2 separate regions of the Homo sapiens genome follow, and region 1 is linked to region 2. A link is an interaction called in ENCODE POLR2A ChIA-PET data of the cell type or tissue named here. Cell type or tissue: IMR-90. All regions are shown on one strand. Links, peaks and the distances in the headings refer to the core of each region. The heading gives the core; the rest is flanking DNA. Region 1 has its middle 10 kb from the start of SRPK2. Region 2 overlaps PUS7 (pseudouridine synthase 7).

Region 1 (11,144 bases), core at 1,142-9,141, 55 kb before region 2:
TGTGGTGGCTCTCATTTATAATTTCAGCATTTTGGGAGGCTAAAGTAGGAGGATCACTTGAGCCCAGGAGTTCAAGGTTAGGGAGGTTATAGTGAACTATGATCGCGCTGCTGCATTCCAACCTGAGCAATAGAGCAAGACACTGTCTCAAAAAAAAAAATTGCTCCCCCCAAAAAGAACTCCATACAGATTAGCAGACACTCCCCATTTCCTCCAACTTTCCCCTGCACTAGGCCTAGGCAGCCACTAATGTACTTCCTGTCTCTATAGGCTTGCCTGTTCTGGACAGTTCATGTAAATGGAATCATACAATACGTGGCCTTTTGTGGCCAGAGTCTTTCTTTCTTTCTTTCTTTCTTTTTTTTTTTTTTTGAGACGGAGCCTCATTCTGTCGCCCAGGCTGGAGTGCAGTGGCATGATTTCGGCTCACCGCAACCTCTGCCTCCCGGGTTCAGGCGATTCTCCTGCCTCAGCCTCCGAAGTAGCTGGGACTACAGGTGCACACCACCATGCCCAGCTAATTTTTGTATTTTTAGTGGAGATGGGGTTTCACCATATTGGCCAGGCTGGTCTCAAACTCCTGACCTCATGATCCGCCCGCCTCGGCCTCTCAAAGTGCTGGGATTACAGGCGTGAGCCACGCGCCCAGCCAATTTGTGGCCAGAGTCTTTCACTTAGCCTAACATTAAAACCCATTTCTGCTACTTAATTTCTGCACGACCTTTGGCAAGTTACTTAATTACAACATCTGGAAAGTGATAACAACATGTACTAATACTAGTCCTCATAGGTCAGTTCGATAATCAAATAAGATAAATATCCAATAATAGTAATTCTTAACAGTTGGGAGATACATCGCCAATCTGTTTGTTGGATTTTTGCATTCAATTTTCAACAAATACTTATCAAATACCTATTATGTAGCAAGCATTATTCTAGACACTGATTCTATAGCAGTGAACAAAGCACACAGAAATGTCCCTGCCTTCATGGAGCTTACATTCTACTGCCAGAAAACAGAAAATAAACAACATAAATATGTGAAATATATATTATGTTTACTAGATGGTGATCATTTTTATTTAAAAACAAAACAAAACAGCCGGGCGCGGTGGCTTACGCCTGTAATCCCAGCCCTTTGGGAGGCCAAGGTGGGCGGGACATGAGATTGGGAGATCGAGACCTACCATCCTGGCCAACAAGGTGAAACCCCATCTCTACTAAAAATACAAGAATTAGCTAGGCGTGGCGGCACATGCCTATAATCCCAGCTACTCAGGAGGCTGAGGGAGGAGAATCACTTGAACCTAGGAGGTGGAGGTTGTAGTGAGCCAAGATCTTGCCACTGCCCTCCAGCCTGGGCAACAGAGTGAGACTCCATCTCAAAAACAAAACAAAACAAAACAAAAAACAGAAAGTGACTGGATGGAGTGGTTCACACCTGTAACTCTAGCACTTTGAAAGTCCAAAGCAAGAGGATTGCTTGAGCCCAGGAGTTCAAGACTAGCCTGGGGAACATAGTGAGACCCCCCCACCTCTATCAACTAAAAAATAAATTTAAAAAAAAAACTGAAAGCAAAAAAAATCAACAATCTGTTGGGAGTATGGTTCAAGAAGGCCTCACCGAGAAGGTAACACTGAATTAAAGAACTTAAAGCTGGCTGGGCACAGTGGCTCATGCCTGTAATCCCAGCACTTTGGGAGGCCAAGGCGGGCGAATCACCTGAGGTCAGGAGTTCCAGATCAGCCCGGACAACATGGTGAAACCCCGTCTCTACTAAAAATACAAAAATTAGCGGGGTATGGTTGTGCACCCCTGTAATCCCAGCCACTCAGGAGGCTGAGGTGGGAGAATTGCTTGAACCTGGGAGACAGAAGTTGCAGTGAGCCGAGATTGCACCACTGCACATTCCAGCTTGGGCAACAGAGCAAGACTCTGTCTCCCAAAACAAAAAAAAAGAACTTAAAGCTATCTTGCCAGTCCTTTTTACTTCTATAAATTAGAAGAAAACTATCTTTGCAAATCAGATATTTATGAATTGCTTTGAATTTATTGAATTAAAGTATACCAAATTAATTATCAATTAGCTTTACACATACTATAGTGATGTTTTTTAAAATTATTTTTATTTATTTATTTTTTTGAGACACAGTTTCACTCTTGTTGCTCGGGCTGGAGTGCAATAACATGATGTCGGCTCACCGCAACCTCCGCCTCCCAGGTTCAAGCGATTCTCCTGCCTCAGCATTCCAAGTAGCTGGGATTACAGGCATGCGCCACCACACCTGGCTAATTTTGTATTTTTAGTAGAGACGGGGTTTCTCCGTGTTGGACAGGCTGGTCTCGAACTCCCGACCTCAGGTGATCTGCCTGCCTCGACCTCTCAAAGTGCTGGGATTACAGGCATGAGCCACCACGCCCGGCTAGTAGCTTTTAGAAAGAATGGTAAGTGGGGCACAGAGGTGCTCACCTGTCCTGTCAGCTTCAGTCCAGTAGTTTGACTCCAGTAGTTGAGTCCAGCCTGAACAATGAGACCATACATCTTAAAAAGATAAGTTAAATGATAGCCAGGCGTGGTGGCTTCATGCCTGTAATCCCAGCACTTTGGGAGGCTGAGGCAGGCAGATCACGAGGTCAGGAGATAGAGAACATCCTGGCTAACACGGCGAAATCTCATATCTACTATAAATACAAAGCTGGGCGTGGTGGCAGGTGCCTGTAGTCCCAGCTACTTGGAAGGCTGAGGCAGGAGAATGGTGTGAACCTGGGAGGCAGAGCTTGCAGTGAGCTGAGATTGCGCCACTGCACTCCAGCCTGGGCAACAGAGCGACACTCCGTCTTGAAAGAAAGAAAGGGAGAGAGAGAGAGAAAAGAAGAAGAAGAGGAAGAAGAATAGTAGGAGGAGAAGGAGGAGGAGGAAGGGGAGGGGGAGGGGAGAAGGAAGAGGAGGAGGAGGAGGAGAGGAGAGGAAAGAGAGAGAAAGAAAGAGAGAGAAAGAAAGAAAGAGAAAGAGAAAGAAAGAAAGAGAGAAAGAGAGAGAGAGAGAGAAAGAAATAGAGGGAGGGAGGAAGGGAGGAAGGAAGGAAGGAAGGAAAGGAAGGAAGAGAATTACAAACCTAGTCTCTGTTGACTTTGAAATTAAGTATTTCTTCAGAAATGCAGCACAATGTAGAGTGACATTTTATTTTTTTATTTTTATTTTTAGTGGATGCTTTTATTATTGTTTTTACTTATTTTGTTTCTTTGAGATAGAGTTTGCTTCTTGTTGCCCAGGCTGGAGTGCAATGGCGTGATCTCAGCTCACTACAACTTCCGCCTCATGGGTACAAGCAATTCTCCTGCCTCAGCTTCCCGAGTAGCTGGGACTACAGGTGCACACCAGCACACCCAGCTAATTTTTGTATTTTTAATAGAGACGTGGTTTCACCATGTTGGCCAGGATGGTCTCGATCTTTTGACGTCGTGATCCACCCGCCTCGGCCTACGAAAGTGCTGGGATTAAAGGCATGAGCCACCATGCCCGACCCCCTTGAGTGACTTTCTTTTTTTTTTTTTTTTGAGATGAAGTCTCATTCTGTTGCCCAGGCTGGAGCACAGTGGCATGATCTCGCCTCACTGCAACCTCCGCCTCCCAGGTTCAAACAATTCTCCTGCCTCAGCCTCCTGAGTAGCGGGGACTATAGGCACACGCCACCATGCCCGGGTAATTTTTGTATATTTTTTAGAGACGGGGTTTCACCATATTGGCGAGGCTGGTCTCGAACTCCTCACCTTGTTATCCACCTGCCTCAGCCTCCCAAAGTGCTGGGATTACAGGCATGAGCCACCACACCTGGCCTAGAGTGATATTTTAAAGTAATTTTTTTTTTTGGGAGACTGAGTCTCACTCTATCACCCAGGCTGGAGTACAGTGGCACCATCTGAGCTCACTACAACCTCCGCCTCATGGGTTCAAGAGATTCTCCTGCCTCAGCCTTCCGAGTAGCTGGGATTACAGGCACCTAGCACCATGCCCTGCTAATTTTTTTTTGTATTTTTAGTAAAGACGGGGTTTCACCATGTTGGCCAGGCTGGTCTTGAACTCCTGACCTCAAGTGACCCACTCACCTCGGCTTCCCGAAGTGCTGGGATTACAGGTGTGAACCACCGCACCCAACCGGTTTTAAAGGAATTTTTAAGATAAATAATGTAATGAGGATGATTTAAACTTTTTTATTCGACCATATTTATTGCATAAATGAAATTAGTTATGCAAATATTATAATTAATAAAGGGAAGTATTAAATATTTATAAAACTGGATATATTTTGGTCTCCATAGCAGTCCAAAATAAGTGAAAAAGGCAGTACATATGTATTTTTCCCCAATCTGTTACAATGAAACTCAAAATGTCCACATAGTATTAATTTTTCCCAAATGTAATAGAAAATGAAAAGAATGTTGTAAAACCAATTGGATTATGATATCTCCCAGTGGAGTCACTAAATCATGTTGCATCTTAGAAGGTGTATTTAATACGTCATAGAATTGGAAAAAGACGGGAAGTCATATCACCCGTCTTGGGGCCTTTAATGGATGAAAACCCAGCCTCCTTTTTTTTTTTTTTTTTTTGAGACGGAGTTTTGCTCTTGAAGCTCAGGCTGGAGTGCAATGGCGCAACCTCAGCTCACTGGAACCTCCGCCTCCCAGGTTCAAGCGATTCTCCTGCCTCAGCCTCCCTAGGAGCTGGGATTACAGGCATATGCCACCACGCCTAGCTAATTTTTGTATTTTTAGTAGAGACTAAAATTTTAGGGTTTCACCATGTTGGCCAGGCTGGCCCAAGCCTCCTTTTAAAAGCACCTCCAAGGCTTTTAAATTCTTTAAAGTTTATTTATATCTAATCTGCCCATTCAATTATGAAGCTTAAACCTGTCTTTTGTTGTTTCACTATAGCGTACTTCTCAGTGGCAATAGCACCATCATAATAGTGTAACATAGAAGAGAGTGGCAGAGCCAGACTGCCAGAGTTCAAGGGCTAGTTCTGCCATTATTTACCTGGGCCAGCTTGAGCAAATTAGTCTCTCTGTGCCTTAACTGCCTGATCTGCAAAATGTAGATAGTAATATTACCTACCCTACAAATTTGTTGTGAGGATTTAATGAGTTAATTCCCATAAAATACTTGGAGGAGTACCTAAGCATGTCTGTTTGGAGGATTAAATGACTTAGTTCACATGAAACACTTATAGAAGTATCTAAGCATTCAATAAATATTAGCTGATCATATATATGTGCCATGTTAAGCAATGTGTTATTTATCTATTGCTGTATAACAAATTTCTCCCAAATTTAGTAGCTTAAAAAAATAAACATTTCATAACTCACAGTTTTTGTGGTCCAGCAATTTGGGAGCAGTTTAGCTGGTGAGTCAAGATGTCACTTGAGGCCGCAGTCATCTGAAGGCTTGACGGAGGCTGAAAGACCTGTTACCAAGATAATTCACTTGCATAGCTGTTGCAGAGGCCTCATTTCCTCACTGCACGGACCCCTTCATAGGACTGCTTGAGTGGCTGGCTTCCCCCAGAGTGAATGATCCAAGAGATAACAAGGGAGAAACTTCAATGCCTTTTATGACCTACCCTCAGAAGTCACAATCCATCATTTCTGCCACATTCTAATCATCAGAAATAAGTACAGCACATGCTTAAAGAAGGGGAATTAAGTCCCTTTCTGGAAGGGAGGATTATCAAAGAATGCTGGACATATTTTAAAATCACCACAAGGGGTCATTCCTTCTTTCCTTTAAATGCCTCTGATTTCAAGTGAGAATCTTTAGAGGCTCTTATTCTGCTATTTATTTAAGCAGTAGATATCAAAGGGAATTTTCAGTTCAACATTCAGACAAAACAAAAAGGAATAGGGACTGGATTGTCTAGAGAAAATCACCAATAGTGACAAGTTTGTTATAAATAAAATAGTATAGGAGACTCTTACATAAGCCAGTTCAAAAATGATGCCCAAAGATTTACCTGGGGCTGTATTAAAATTTAGAATAATGTCTAATATGCCAGGACATAATCAAATAGATTAGAAGATCTGGCCATAATCTGTGCTAAGTTTAACACCCTGGGCTCCATTTCTTCCAAGTCTTAGAACATGGATATAGCTCTGATATAATACTCATTTCTCAAATGCTTGAGCTCTCTGAGTATAAGAATTTGCTTGCCGGCCGGGCGCGGTGGCTCACGCCTGTAATCCCAGCACTTTGGGAGGCCGAGACGGGCGGATCACGAGGTCAGGAGATCGAGACCATCCTGGCTAACACGGTGAAACCCCGTCTCTACTAAAAATACAAAAAATTAGTTGGGTGTGGTGGCAGGCGCCTGTAGTCCCAGCTACTAGGGAGGCTGAGGCAGGAGAATGGCGTGAACCCTGGAGGCAGAGCTTGCAGTGAGCTGAGATCGTGCCACTGCTCTCCAGCCTAGGAGACAGAGTGAGACTCCGTCTTAAAAAAAAAAAAAAAAAAAAGAATTTGCTTTCCATTTTATTGTAACTAATGAAAGAGATTCAATGTAAAAAAATTTTTTTTATTTTTTTTTATTTTGAGACCCTCTGTTGCCTAGGCTGGAGTGTAGTGGCACCATCTCGGCTCACTGCAAACTCTGCCTCCCCCAGCACTTTGGTGAGGCCCAGGCAGGCAGATGACTTGAGGTCAGAAGTTCGAGACCAGCCTGGCCAACATGGCAAAACCCCGTCTCTACTAAAAATACAAAAATTAGCCAGGCGTGGTGGCAGGCACCTGTAATCCCAACTACTCAGGAGGCTGAGGCAGGAGAATCACTTGAACCAGGAGGCAGAGATTGTGGTGAGCCGAGATGGTGCCACTGCACTCCAGCCTGAGCAACAGGTTAAGACTCCATCTCAAAAAATTAAGAATAAAAAAAATAGTTTGGGCACGGTGGCTCACATCTGTAATCCCAGCACTTTGGGAGGCCGAGGCAGGCAGATCACCTGAGGTCAGGAGTTTGAGACCAGCCTGACCAACATGGTGAAACCCCATCTCTACTAAAAATACAAAAATTAGCTGAGCATAGTGGCGCGCGCCTGTAATCCTAGCTACCAGGAGGCTGAGGCAGGAGAATTGCTTGAATCTGGGAGGTGGAGGTTGCGGTGAGTGGAGATGGCACCACTGCACTCCGGCTTGGGCAACAAGAGCGACACTCCGTCTAAAAAAAAAAAAAAAAAGACAATTGCATATTACCAGTATCCCAAAAGTCCCCCTCCTCTCTCCTCAGTCACTGCCCCTACCAAGATAGCCTCTATTCTAATTCCTAACCCCACAGATTCATGCTGCCTGCTTTTAAATTTTATGGAAATGGAACCCTACACTAATTACTCTTGTATTTGGCTGGTTTTTTTCAACGTTTTGTTTGTGAGCCTCACCCATGTGTTGTCTGTACAATCTTTTCATTGTTTTATAGTATTTCATTGTATGAATATGCCATATTTTAAAAATGTCTTCACATTATTTATTAAACTACTATCTCAGCCCCAAACCCACCATTCTATTATCAGCTTTGTGAGGGGGGAGTTGTGGCCACATTTGTTTATTTGCTGTTTTGTTTTGTTTTGTTTTGGTTTGGTTTTGAGACAGAGTTTCGCTCTTGTCGCCCAGGCTGGAGTGTAGTGGCCACATCTTGGCTCACTGCAACTTCCGCCTCCCAGTTTCAAGCGATTCTCCTGCCTCAGCCTCCTGAGTAGCTGGAATTACAGGCATGCACAACCACGCCAAGCTAATTTTTGTATTTTTAGTAGAGACGGGGTTTCACCATGTTGGCCAGGCTTGTCTCAAACTCCTGACCTCAAGTAGTCTGTCCACCTAGGCCTCCCAAAGGGCTGGGATGAGCCACGCCAAGCCACATTTATAATAGAGGAAATGTGATCTTATTTCTCCTTTGCCAATGTGCTCCGCCATTAATTCTGCCAGTTGGGGTCACTAGAGGGAGACTGGAAGCCTGGAGAAGAGGAACAGGAGCAGGGAAATGTTACTTCCTGTTTGCTGGCCTTTTGGTCACCGTCGTCTCAGCACTGGCTCTTTATCACAGGGACAGCAATGGTTCCAGTCCCAGGTTTCACGGAGCTCCTCAAATCAGCCTCATTATATTCCCCTAGAAATAATAGCAACTCCTGGGAGTACTCCCTCTTTATACATCTGGGTCCCAGCTCCCTCCTCTAAGCTTCTGAGGTCTGATAACCCTTACTGCTAACTGTGTTTCCCAGCCCCAGATATGGGTGCTGATTCCTGATTTATTAGTGGGTTAGTTCAGTATCCCCTTTACTTAGTTCTCTAATACCTGTTCAAACAAACAATTCGTTAATTTTTTTATTATAAAATAATTGGTCCAGCTGGGCACAGTGGCTCATGCCTGTAATCTCAGCACTTTGGGAAGCCGAGGTGGGCAGATTGAGACCACCCTGGCTAACATGGTCTCTACTAAAAATACAAAAAATTAGCTGGGCATGGTGGCACGCGCCTGTAGTCCCAGCTACTCAGAAGGCTGAGGCAGGAGAATCTCTTGAACCTGGGAGGCGGAGGTTGCACTGAGCTGAGATCGTGCCATTGCATTCCAACCTGGGCGACAGAGCGAGACTCCATCTCAAAAAAATAAAAAATAAAATAAAATAAAATAATTGGTCCAACTTCAATAAAAAGTAAATAATTTCTGTGTCCCCCCTAGATTCTGATGGATAGGTGATTCCACCAGTCATCGGTGATTGGGTTGTCTCCAACTTAAGCTATTATGAATAATGTTGCTGTGAACACCCTTATATGAGGTTTTTGGTGAATATGTGTATATATTTAGAAATGGAATTGCTGAGTCATAGGTTATATCTGTGTGCATTTTTAGCACATACAGCCAAAAGTTTTCTAAAATGGTTATACTAGTGATTGCATTGATTTTAAAGCATTCCCAGTATTTCACATCTAATCCTCAAAACTTTTTAAATTTAGAAAAAAGTCAATACACTTCATACTTTTTTTTCTTTTTTTTTTTTTTTGAGACAGGATCTCATTTTGTCACCAGGCTTGGACTGCAATAGCACAGTCTTGACTCACGGCAGCCTCGACCTCCTGGGCTCAAGTGATGCTTCCACTTCAGTCCCCCAAGTAGCTGGGACTACAGGTGCTACCCACCACGCCCGCTAGGCTTTTTGTTTTTTGATTTTTGAGATGGAGTCTCACTCTGTCGCCCAGGCTGGAGTGCAGGGACGCCATCGCAGCTCACTGCAACCTCCGCCTCCCGGGTTCAAGCGATTCTCCTGCCTCAGCCTCCCTAGTAGCTGGGATTACAGGTACATGCCACCATGCCTAGCTAATTTTTTTGTGTTTTTAGTAGAGGCAGGTTTCACTATGTTGGCCAGGCTGGTCTTGGAGCTCCTGACCTCAGGTGACCTCCCCTCCTCGGCCTCTCAAAGTGCTGGGATTACAGGCATGAGCCACCACGTCCTGCCTTTTTTTTTTTTTTTTTTAAGACAGGGTCTTGCTGTGTCGCCCAGGCTGAAGAGCAGTAGCACAATCTCAGCCTCCCAAGCAGCTGGGATTACAGGTGCCCACCACCAGACGCGGCATATTTTTAGTAGAGGTGGGGTTTCTCCATGTTGTCCAGGCTGATCTCAATCTCCTGACCTCAGGTGATCATCCTGCCTCAGTGTCCCAAAGTGCCATGATGACAGGGCGTGAGCCCTGGCTTCCACTAAATTTTATTGTTTGTTTTTTATTGTTTGTTTTTTGTAGAGACGGGGTTTCCCCATGTTGCCCAGGCTGGTCTCAGACTCCTGAGTTTAAGCAATTCTCCCACCTCAGCTTCCCAAAGTGTTGGGATTACAGGTGTGAGCCACAGCACTCAGCCTGTAATTTAATTTCTACTCCAGAATCAATTTTTCTTTTCCTTCCTTCCTTCCTTTCTTCCTTCCTTCCTTCCTTCCTCCCTCCCTTCCTTTCGACAGCATCTCACTTTGTACTCCAGAATCAATCTTTCTTTTCCTTCCTTCCTTCCTCCGTCCTTCCTTCCTTCCTTCCTCCTTCCCTCCCTCCCTCCCTTCCTTTCTTTTGACAGCGTCTCACTTTGTCACATAAGCTGGAGTGCAGTGGTGAGATCTCAGCTCACTGCAGCCTCGACTTCCCTGGCTCAAGCAATCCTCCCACTTCAGCCCCAAAAATAGCTGGGATTACAGGCGTGAACCACCACGACCAGCTAATTTTTTGTAGAGATGGGGTTTCACCATGTTGCCCAGGCTGGTCTCGACCTCCTGAGCTCAAGTGATCTGCCTGCCTTGGCTTCTCAAAGTGCTAGGATTACAGGCGTGAGCCACTGGCCTTCTATTCCAGAATTTTTATATTGCAATGTTAAGAAAACTAAAGTCTGGGCCAGGCACGGTGGCTCATGCCTATATATGGCGGGGCACAGTGGCTCACACTTGTAATCCCAGCACTTTGGGAAGCCAAGGTGGGCAGATCACCTGAGGTCAGGAGTTCAAGAACAGCCTGACCAATATCGTGAAATCCCATCTCTACTAAAAATACAAAAATTAGTCAGGCGTAGTGGCATGCACCTGTAGTCCCAGCTACTCGGAAGGCTGAGGCAGAAGAATCACTTGAACCCGGGAGGTGGAGTTGTGGTGAGCCGAGATTGCACCACTGCACTCCAGCCTGGGCAACAAGAGTGAGACACCATCTCAAAAAAAAAAAAAAATACAAAAATAGGCCACACATGGTGGTGCATGCCTGTAGTCCCAGCTACTTGAGAGGCTGAGGTGGGAGGATCACTTGAGCCTGGGATATCAAGGCTGCACTGAGCCAAGATTGCACCACTGCACTCCAGCTTGGGTGACACAGCAAGATCCTGTCTCAAAAAAAAAAAGAAAGTTTAAACCTATTTTTTTGTACAGTTGAACCAATGTGAAATAGTAATGTAAATGGAGGCCAATCTTGCCTACAGACTGCTCAGTAACCCCATCACATATACCACTGGGCTGTTGTAGATAGGCAGGTCTCAGTTTCTACAGGTTGCTTCTATTGACCTCTGAGACACATTCCTCTCCTCGCAGTCTGCCTAAATGAATTGATCAGGAGCAGACGCAACACAACTGTGACAGGGATC
Region 2 (11,144 bases), core at 1,177-9,176:
AGTGCTGGGATTACAAGTGTGAGCCACCGCTCCTGGCAGTGCCTGACTATTTTCATCCTGTAAAGTTATGGTTGTGAATTCTTGCGCTTAACCCTGAGCCCTCCCAGTCATGAAAATCCATTTTCAGATGGTTACTGTGGACACTGCAGCAATCTAGTTATTATGGACACCATAGGAACTTAGTTTAGAAACAAAATTTCAATAAAGAATAACTCCTACAGCCTTTAAAACCCAACCCTCAGCTGGGCGCAGTGGCTCACGCTTGTAATCCCAGCACTTTGGGAGGCCGAGGCAGGCAGATCACGAGGTCAAGAGATCGAGACCATCCTGGCCAACATGGTGAAATCCCGTCTCTACTAAAAATACAAAAATTAGGTGGGCGTGGTGGCATGTGCCTGTGGTCTCAGCTACTCGGGAGGCTGAGGCAGGAGAATCGCTTGAACCCGGGAGGGGGAGGTTGCAGTGAGCCAAAATCACGCCACTGTACTCCAGCCTGGTGACAGAGCAAGACTTTGTCTCAAAAAACAAAACAAAACAAAAACCCAACCCTCAAGAAAGTAAAGATAGGCCAGGCTCAGTGGCTCAAGCCTGTAATCCCAGCACTCTAGGAGGCCGAGGCAGGCAGATGGCTTGAGCTCAGGAGTTCAAGACCAGCCTGGACAACATGGTGAAACCCCATCTCTACCAAAAATACAAAAATTAGCCTGTAGTGGTGTGTGCCTGTAGTCCCAGCTACTTTTAAGCCTGGGAGGTTGAGGCCTCAGTGATCCGTGATCGTGTTACTACAGACAGCCTGAGCAACAATGAGATCTTGTCTCAAAAGAAAAAAAAAAAAAAAAGAAAGTAGACAACCCATGGAATGGGAGAAAATATTTGCCAATCGTATACCTGGTAAAGGATTTGTGCCTAGAACATACAAAGAACTCTAGATCTCAACAACATAAAGAAAAATAACACCCCCCAAATGGGCAAAAGATCTCAATAGACATTTCTCCAAAGAATAGACAAATGGCCAATAAGCATACAAAAATATTCCACATAGTCATCAGGGAAATGCAAATCAAAACCGTAGTGAGAAACCACTTTATTTTCATTTGTTTAAATTTATTTTTATTTTTGCTTTTGAGATGGAGTCTTGCTCCCTCGCCCAGGCTGGAGTGCAGTGACGCAATCTTGGCTCACTGCAACCTCTGCCTCCTAGGTTCAGCAGTTCTCCTGTCTCAGCCTCCCAAGTAGATGGGATTACAGGTGCCTGCCACCATGTCTGGCTAATTTTTGTATTTTTAGTAGACATGGGGTTTCACCATGTTGGCCAGGCTGGTCTTAAACTCCTGACCTCAAGTGATCTGCCCAACTTGACCTCCTAAAGTGCTGGGATTACAGGCGTGAGCCACCACGTCCAGCAGAGAAACCTCTTTATACCCAAAAGGATGGCTACAATCACAAAGACAGATAACAACAAGTGTTGACGAGGATGTGGAGAAAATAGAACTGTCATACACTCCTAGTGGGAATGTAACATGGTGCAGCTACTTAGGAAAACAGTCTGAGAGTTCTTCAAAGATTAAACACAGTTATATGACACAGAAATTCCACTCCTAGCTTTATACTCAAGAGAAATGGAGACATATGACTGTACAAAAACTCATACCAAAATGTTTATAACAGCATTATTCATAAAAGCCAGAAGGTGGAAACAACCCAAACGTCTATCAATTGATGAACATGAATAAAATGTGGTATATTCATAGATGGAGTATTGTTTGCCTAAATAAGGAATAAAGTACTTTTACGTCACAAACTGGATAAACCTTGAAAACATTATGCTAAGTGAAAGTCAGTCCCGCATATTGTATAATTTCATTTATATCAAATGACTAGAAGAGACCAATCAACAGAGATTGAAAGTAGCAGTTGCCAGGGGCTGGGGCTGAGGTGATAATAGGAAGTCAACGCTAATGCATTTGAAGTTTCTTTTTGAGATTATAAAAAAATGGGCCGGGCACAGTGGCTCACGCCTGTAATCCCAGGGCTTTGGGACATTGAGGCAGGCAGATCACGAGGTCAGGAGTTCAAGACCAGCCTGGCCAATATGGTGAAACCCCTGTCTCTACTAAAAATACAAAAATTAGCTGGCCATGGTGGCACGCACCTGTAGTCCCAGCTACTTGGGAGGCTAAGGCAGGAGAGCCACTTGAACCTGGGAGGCAGAGGTTGTGGTGAGCTGAGATCACGCCACTCCAGCCCGGGCAACAGAGCGAGACTCTGTCTCAAAAAAAAAAGTAAAAATGATTGTGATAATGGTTGCGCAACTCCAAATATACCAAAATCCTTTGTACACTTAAATGAGTGAATTGTATGGTATGTAAATTATACCTCAATAAAGCTATCATTAATAAAAGCCAAAACAAAACCTCAGCCCTGCCTAATCACCTTGCCATCCTGTACAACCTGAGTTCTTAGCTTCATGTGCTGTTTTCACAAATTTTTTTTTACTTCTGACTCTATCCTTATTCTCATCTCCCAAACCTCAATTTATATTCCATGAACATGGAATTTAAAATCTAAATAGAAGGCTGGGCACAGTGGCTCATGCCTGTAATCCTAGCTACTTGGGAGGCTGAGGCACAAGAATTGCTTGAACCCGGGAGGCGGAGGTTGCAGTGAGCCGAGATCACACCACTGCACTCCAGCCTGGGCAACAGAGCGAGAACCTGTCTCAAAAATAAATAAATAAAAAATAAAATAAAATCTAAATAGAGGCTGCACTGAGGATTAGCTTTTCATTATTTATAGGTGAAAGAAAATTGTAGGGTGTTATCTGAATTGCTTGGAAAATTTCAAACACTCTGATAATATTTTAGAACCTAATAACAACCATGTTTGTTATGTGCTCCCATAGCAAAAGTATTTACTCCCAATCAGTATAAAACTTAACAATCCAGTAAACATTTCAAAATCATATTTAACTAGCTGTGCTTCCAACCTACATATTCCCAATTTAAAAAATCAAACCTTAATACTCAAATTTACCATTATACTGGTGACATGCAACAAAGAACAAGTGATCTTTCTGAAGACTCAACGTCCAATGTGGTAGCCATTGGCCACAAGTGGCTATTGAGCATGAAATATACAGCTAGTCCAAATTGATATATATTTTAAGTGTAAAATACACACTGGTTTTTTAAGACAGTACAAAAAAGAGAATGTAAAATATTTTTTATATTACTTATAAGTTGAAACGATATTTTGGATATGTTGCTTTATAGAAACTACGTCATTAATTTTACTTGTTTCTTTTCATTTTCTTAATAAGGCTACCAGAAAATTTCAATCACATACATGGCTCACATTATATTTGTATTGGACAAAGCTGCTCTAAAGATCCATGTAGGGCTTTTGAGGGGACTGTAAATATGCATTAGGAGACAGGGGCTTTGAATAACTTCTCCCACCATGGTTTCCTGTTGTCATCTCTTTTTACATACTGGGTACTTTCCAGGAGTCTAGCACAGCTGGATAAGCCGTAACAGAAAATCAACACAGTATACCCGAAGGACAACACAATAATATGGGCTTTCTGGCCATTCCTGCTTTTTGCAGCTGCTGCTTTCATAAGAAGCTACAGCCAAGGAGTTTTTAATTACAACAATTATGACTTTTTTAGAGGGTGGAGGGTAAATTTTCTGTATGGAGTAACAAGGCCACAGTGCCTTAAGAATGGTTTGACGAAACCTTTGGACAAGGGTAGCAAAGAAAGAAAAGGCGGGGAGCAGTGACCCACGCCTGTAATCCCAGCACTTTGGGAGGCTGAGACGCGTGGATCACTTGAGCCCTGGAGTTCGAGACCCACCTGGCCAACATGGCGAAACTTCTTCTCTACCAAAAACACAAAAACACTAGTCAGGTATGGTGACACGTGCTTGTGGTCCCAGCTACTCGGGAGGCTGAGGTGGGAGGATTGTTTGAACCCAGGAGGCAGGGGTTGCAGTGAGCTGAGATCCCGCCACTGCACTCCAGCCTGGGTGACAGAGTGAGACTCCGTCTCAAACAAACAAACAAGGAAAAAAGAATTATTAGTGATCCTGGAGGAAGCCAAAAAATAAGAAGCATGGAAGTGAGTTTAAGGAAGGCTCTTAGCGATCTCAAGTGTGAAATCTTAGATCATCAATATGAGCCTTGGATCTAATTACAATGTAATCCCTTTTGCACATATATTCATTGTTTGCCTGTAATCATCAGCATCACCAGGTGTTGATAGATGCAAGAGGAAAATACAGGGGAGGGTCCCAGGAGAATCTTGGACCGGCCTGAGCACTGGGAGAACAGGATGGAGTCAAAGAAGTTCATGCTGCTTGCAGGGGGAAGGAGCCTGGGTTCTTCAGTTCCTGTGTATGGCCTGGAATCAATCTGTGAGGTGGGGCCTGTTAGCAGAAACCCCTCTTGCTTTGCTGAGAGTTTTTTTTCTTTTGCCCATTTTGCCCAATATATTCTGTTCTGCTCACCCTTCAATGTGTCTGTGCCTAACTTTTTCCTGGTCATGACATAAGAACTTGGATTTAGCTGAACTAAGGAGCAGAAATTCTGCAACATTTGCAACTGTATTACTTTTTTTTTTTTTTTTTTTTTTCAGATGGAGTTTCCCTCTGTTGCCTAGGCTGGAGTTCAATGGTGTGATCTTGGCTCACTGCAACCTCTGCCTCCTGGGTTCAAGCAGTTCTGCCTCAGCCTCCCGAGTAGCTGGGATTACAGGCATTTGCCACTATGCCTGGCTGATTTTTGTATTTTTAGTAGAGACGGGGTTTCACCATGCTGGCCAGGCTGGTCTTGAACTCCTGACCTCAAGTGATCCGCCCGCCTCGGCCTCCCAAAGTGCTGGGATTACAGGCATGAGCTGCAGCGCCCAGCCTGCAACAGTATCACATCTGATCAGTGTAGACTCTCCTTTGTATCTCAGGTGATTGATTTATTAACTGCGTCAGTGCTGTACACCACAGAGCCACTAGCCATATATTTGGCTATGGAGCAGTTGAAACTGTGACTGAGAAGCTTAAGTCAAGTTTAAGTAGTCACATGGCTAGTGGCCGCTGTGTTGGCCAGTACAGGTCTGGAGCCTGGCTGCTTCGTGTGTAACAGCAGCACATGTAGGGAACTGGTTAGAAATGCAGTATTTCATATTCTACCTGGACTTCCTGAAATACATCCTGCAGTTTAAGAAGATCACCAGGTGACTGTTAAGTACATTAAAGGTTGGAAAGCACTTACCTAGAGTAGGGGGTCTTATTGAATACATTGAAGCCCCTAAAATTGTATAAAAAGTTTGCATGAATTTGTAACACACACACATATGGATACACTTTCCCGCTTTCCTTCTCCTGGAAGCAATGTCTATACTTCTCCCTCAGATTTTCCAAGGTGTTCATGATCCAAAACTAAGTTCTACCCTACACAAAGTGGAAAAGCAGATTTCACTGAACAAAGAAAGCCTTAAAGTTATCCTTTGCTGAGCAAGCAAATGCTTTTGAATTTACAAAGATGAGAAGCTGGCCATATTCAGCTTTGTCATTCTTCCAGTGTGGTTTCATTTCTTCATATATCTGAAATAAAAAACTACATGGTACACTCCAGGTCTGCTTTGGTTTCAAAAAGGCACATGCACATCAGTGCACATTGGTAGCTATAAAACATTTATATGTATTCTATTTTGTATTACACACACGCATCCTTATTTTTTTAAGTGCAAATTGACCACAAAATGCATTCCAGTGCAAATACCAGTCGATGTTAATTCATACAGCCTGGAGCAACTGGTGAAGTTTTAAGTACTGATGTAGTATTGCAGCTGTTACCAATTTTTTGGTTGATTCAGGAATCAACCAGAAATTTTTTAAACTGGTATAATGGCTGTCTAGTTATTACCTACAACATGAAACCATGAAGATTCAGGAAGCAATCAGGATTTTTTTTATTAGTATAATAGCAGTCTAGTTATTATCTACAACATGAAACCATGAATAAAAACATTGGAAAGAACAATTTTGATTATTTAGCTTCCTTTCCTGTTATGGAATAGTGTTGGTTTTACATTATAATAAAAAGAATGATCCTTTATTATTTCTTTTAGGCAAAAATTTAGGAAGCAATGATACTTTTATGTTGAGGATGAGGTTGCTTTCAGGCTTTATAAATTTGTCTAAGAGAAACTTCCTCCCTTTCCAAACAACAAAAAATGTTCTGAATTCTATGCTAAGGCAATGATTTATTTCAGGTTGAGTAAGTCCCTAGAGTTAGGTGGTGTGCCCCCTGAGTCTCAAAACAGCTTGAAGAATCCGCCTTGAATCATTATTTATCCACTGGTGTTTATGAAGAGACATGTACAAACTGGTACTAGCTAACACAGCCAAGAAAGTTAACAATAGAGCCGTAAGTATTTCCCAGATGAAGAAAACACAAGTTTAGCTTCACTTTTGTTTTGGAATGCAAATTTATACTGGTTGAGCATCCCAAATCTGAAAATCCAAAATCCAAAACTTGCTCATTGGAGCATTTTGGATTTTTGGATTCCAACCAGTAAGTTGAAGTACAAATCTAAAAAAAAAAATGAAAATCCAAGACACTTCTAGTCCCAGGCATTTTGTGTAAGGGATACTCAACCTGTAAATGCAGAACTGCTGAATGCAATTGCAACAGAAAGACTTAGATCCCTTCATAAATAATTTTCTGTCAGATGAAGGAGAACTCCAGCTATTACTGGAAGGTACAGACAGGACTACTATACATTTAATACATGTTTAGCTTTTGTAAGACAAAATATATATATATATATATATATATATATATTTGAGACAGGGTCTCACTATGTTACCCAGGCTGATCTCAAGCTCCTGGGCTCAGGCAATCCTCCCACCTTGGTCTCCCAAAGTGTACAGGTGTGAGCCACCGTGCCTGACCTAGGACAAAATATTCTTTCAAAACTAGCTAGCAAAAAGGATAATTTACTGGGCTGGGCATGGTGGCTCACGTCTGTAATACCAGCACTTTGGGAGGTAGCAGTGGGCAGATCACTTTAGGCCAGGAGTTTGAGACCAGCCTAGCTAACATGGCGAAACTCCGCATCTACTAAAAATACAAAATTAGCCAGGCCTGGCAGCGGTGCCTGTAATCCCAGCTACTTACGAGGCTGAGGCACAAGAGTCACTTGAACCTGGTAGTGGGAGGTTGCAGAGAGCCAGGATCACGCCACTGCACTCCAGCCTGGGTGACAGAACAACAATGTCTCAAAAAAAAAAAAAAAAAAAAAAAAAAAAAAAATATATATATATATATATATATATATATATAAAATTTACCATGCTATTTCCAATCTTTTTTAAGCCTCAGCAGTGTGGTGGTGATGGATGTCATTAAAACAAAAGGGTTGAAAAACAGTTCCGAATCTCATTTCTACTACCAGATACGAGACAAATGTCATTCACATTCCCATGGTGCAATGCTCCTGGTACGGTAGCTCTTTTCCATTCCTTTCTTTTCTACTCCATAAAGCACATTGGAAGGTGAGTGAGTGATTCCAATAACCTGGAGTCCAGTCCAACACAGTCAATTATTCGTAGCATTTGACTCAGATTATCCTCATACTTCACAGCTGATCACAACACATTTTGGTGTCACCACCATTTCTGATGAGGATCCCACATTCATTTAGTTCCTTACCTTTAGTCAAGGTCAAGATTCTTATCTGCACTCATTTTGATATATTTATTTGATTTATTTACATAACCAGTAGAAAGGAGATTTTAAAAATATTTATTACATTTGTTTCTAGAAATCATAGAAAATAAAAATTGATACAATTTTGATATACAACTTTAGAAAGGCATATTTATCCTTTCACACCAGAGAAGTTTATGCAATGCCAGACATGGAAATACCAAAGCCACTGGTGACAAAGGGTAAACGCTACTGATAGAAGAAAGCCTTGTCCATTTTTATAGTTTTCTTCTCTACCATTATTTATTTTTGAGCAAATACCAGTCCAGTGGAAAGAGTTCTGAACATAAAAGGCACCTAGAGTAAAAATTAGACCTTAACTAATAAAACAGCTGTACACGTTTACATCAAGAAAAAAAAACCCGGCCAGCACAGCTCATGCCTGTAATCCCAGGAGTTAGCCTCGGCAACATGGCCAAACCCCCGTCTCTACAAAAAAATACAAAAATCAGCTAGGCGTGGTGGTGCGCGCCTGTACTCCCAGCTACTTAGGAGGCTGAGGTGGGAGAGTCACTGGAGCCTGGGAGGTCGAGGCTGCAGTGCAAGATTGAGAATTGCAGGATTGCACTGCAATCCAGCCTGTGCTACAGAGTGAGATCCTGTCTCGAAAAAAAAAATAAAAAAATAAAATGGGCCTATCAATGCAACGTTCCTGCAAGGCATTGATAATATAAATGCAAAAGCCACCGCAACCAAAAAGTCTATAATGCTTGCCTGAATCTAGTACATAAGCAGGATAATGACAATCACTTTTTGTTTATAAATTTGTAGATGTCTTATTATTTCAGTCAGCATGAGTACTGTATTTATATTTGTGGGTGGCAGCTCTCAAATTATTTATCCATAGTCCAGATTTGTTTTGTTGCATTTGCTCTTAAAATGCATTGTTGTATACTCCATCACAGATGTGTCAAATACTCCTGCTGTCTTTTGAGAATGTAGCAAAACCTAAACCTGCTACTTTAAACCAAAGTCCTTTTTTTATTATTGTAAAGCTGACATTTTACTCTGATTTAAGCACCTGAAGTGTATTTTGACTAATTTATATTCTGAGCTAAAATTAAGAACCTCAGGATTTGTGTACATGTACAAATATTGCAAATTATTTCTTTAAGCTAATAAAAACTTAAAAATACAAATAATTTTTATTACAAAGATTTGAAATCCATATATGAGTCTGAACTAAGACAAAAATGCACAGGGAGCCAGGAAGCAAACACTTGTGTACGTTTTCTAATCTGTGGACAAGGTACTGCTCAGCGAAGCCAGGTTGTATTCAGCTGCGTCTGGTTCTTGATACTGGTATCCATTTTTAGCACTTCTCGAATGGCCATGGTGGCGTAAGTAGAAGGGGGTAGAGAAAAATCCATTTTCAGAGCCCTGTATTTGCCTTCTGCAAGGCAAGAAAGAAAACAGTCAGAAAATGAAGGCAGCTGCAGACAGACCAGCGAGAGTCACATAATCTCTAAGCAAATACAAAGAACTGTGCTGCTTTCCTTAGACTCCACTTCCTAGGGGGCCTTGGAGAATGAGACCATGGAAGTAAGAGATCTGTGAGTGTGAACCTGCTGAATGGTTACAGAAATTCTGCCCAGGAACTTTCACAAAAAGGCAGATGACAGAAGAACACAAAAGAGAAACGCATGTAAAGTTAAAGAAATAATAATAAATTACGGCCTGGGAAAAAACAGAACAAGAATTTGATGATGAGAATGCCAATTTAATTAATTAATTAATTTTTTTTTGAGACAGAGTCTTGTTATGTTGCCCAGACTGGAGTGCAGTGGTGTAATCTCAGCTCACTGCAGCCTCCACCTCCCGGGTTGAAGCGATTCTCCTGCCTCAGCCTCCTGAGTAGCTGGGATTACAGGTGCCCACCACCACGCCCGCCTAATTTTTTTTTTTGTATTTTCAGTAGAGACGGGGTTTTGTCATGTTGGCCAGGCTGGTCTGGAACTCCTGACCTCAAGTGATCCACTTGTCTCGGTCTCCCAAACTGCTGGGATTACAGGTGTGAGCCACCACGCCCAGCCACCAATTTTTTTTTTTTTTTTTTTGAGATGGAGTCTCGTTTTGTCACCCAGGCTGGAGTGCAGTGGCGTGATCTTGGCTCACTACAAGCTCCGCCTTCTGTGTTCACACCATTCTCCTGCCTCAGCCTCTCCAAGTAGCTGGGACTACAGGAACCCGCCACCACACCCGGCTAATTTTTTGTATTTTTAGTAGAGACGGGGTTTCACCGTGGTCTCGATCTCCTGACCTCGTGATCCGCCCGCCTCGGCCTCCCAAAGTGCTGGGATTACAAGCGTGAGCCACCGCACCTGCCCAACCAATTTAATTTTTTAGACTCTTCCTGAATTTTCACTCACCTTTGGTAAGTCTCTGTGGGGGATGGGGAGAAATACTCCATCACCTAATATCACAACCATCTATAACATGCACTTATTTTCAGGAGGATTTACTGGTTTTAATCACTAACTTTCAGCCATAATTGTGAAAGTAAGGTCATAAAACACAACAATGAAATCATGGGTGGTGGTAGTGCTTGTAAGAGCAGTTTTCAAAAAAAAATTATGTTTTTGTTTAACAAAACATTTCAAAGTCAACACAGAGCTGATGACTGAGTAAACTTACCAGAAGCAAAAACTGGTGGTGTCTTCCCTTCTAGGTTGTCCACATCTGTGTTGAAAAGTGGAATTTTGGGATCATCATATGCAACGACTTCCCTTCAAAACATATGAATAAAGATAAGTGTGAATGTGAACTTTCATAAAAGGTACTAAGCCACTCATCATCATTTATTTAGCAAGAAAAACAAGTAAGTTTACTGTAAATAATTATAGTTAGGAATCTTGAATAATATAGCAGGGCCAGATTTTATACCTAAGTTTTGCTTATATATATAATTTTTTTTTTTTTTTGAGATGGAGTCTCAACTCTGTCACCTAGGCTGGAGTGCAGTGGTGTGATCTTGGCTCACTGCAACCTCTGCCTCCTGGGTTCAATCAATTCTCCTGCCTCAGTCTCACAAGTAGCTGGGACTATAGGTGTCTGCCACCATGCCTGGCTAATTTTTGTATTTTTAGTAGAGATGGGGTTTCACTATGTTGGCCAGGGAGGTCTCAAACTCCTGACCTCAGGTGATCCACCCGCCACAGTCTCCCCAACTGCTGGGATTATAACGTGAGCCACTGTGCCTGAATATAATAGGCTCAATCCAATTATATTCTATTAGTTATTTAAAAATGCACAACTGGGGCCAGGCATGGTGGCTCATGCCTCTAATCCCAACACTTTGGGCGGCCGAGGTGGGATGACTAAGCCCAGGAGTTCAAGACCAGCGTGGGTAACATGGTGAAACCCCATTTCTTCAC

The links. ChIA-PET counts read pairs that join two places held together with the same protein. Peaks named below come from ENCODE experiments on the same cell type or tissue, not always from the same donor. Only the 100,000 strongest peaks of a DNase experiment are listed, where the experiment ranks them.
Region 1: POLR2A ChIA-PET joins it to region 2 with 13 read pairs; 6 of 35 experiments call an interaction of 5 or more read pairs at or near these places.

What each region holds. Positions count from the first base shown.
Region 1 is chr7:105,393,789-105,404,932 of GRCh38, forward strand. It overlaps a transcript of SRPK2 not described here. Among named protein-coding and RNA genes, the nearest start is that of SRPK2, 10 kb to the left of the region's middle. RefSeq lists a silencer at 10,093-10,278. In IMR-90, for the core only: CTCF peaks have their summits at 5,760 (motif pointing right) and 7,973 (motif pointing right); no DNase peak of the experiment used is centred there; H3K27ac peaks cover 264 bases.
Region 2 is chr7:105,448,764-105,459,907 of GRCh38, forward strand. PUS7 (pseudouridine synthase 7) reads right to left here. Exons shown (of 16, transcript NM_019042.5): 15 at 10,405-10,496; 16 at 7,740-9,163. The coding sequence ends at 9,027. Among named protein-coding and RNA genes, the nearest start is that of SRPK2, 65 kb to the left of the region's middle. In IMR-90, for the core only: no CTCF peak of the experiment used is centred there; a DNase peak (open chromatin) is centred at 5,788.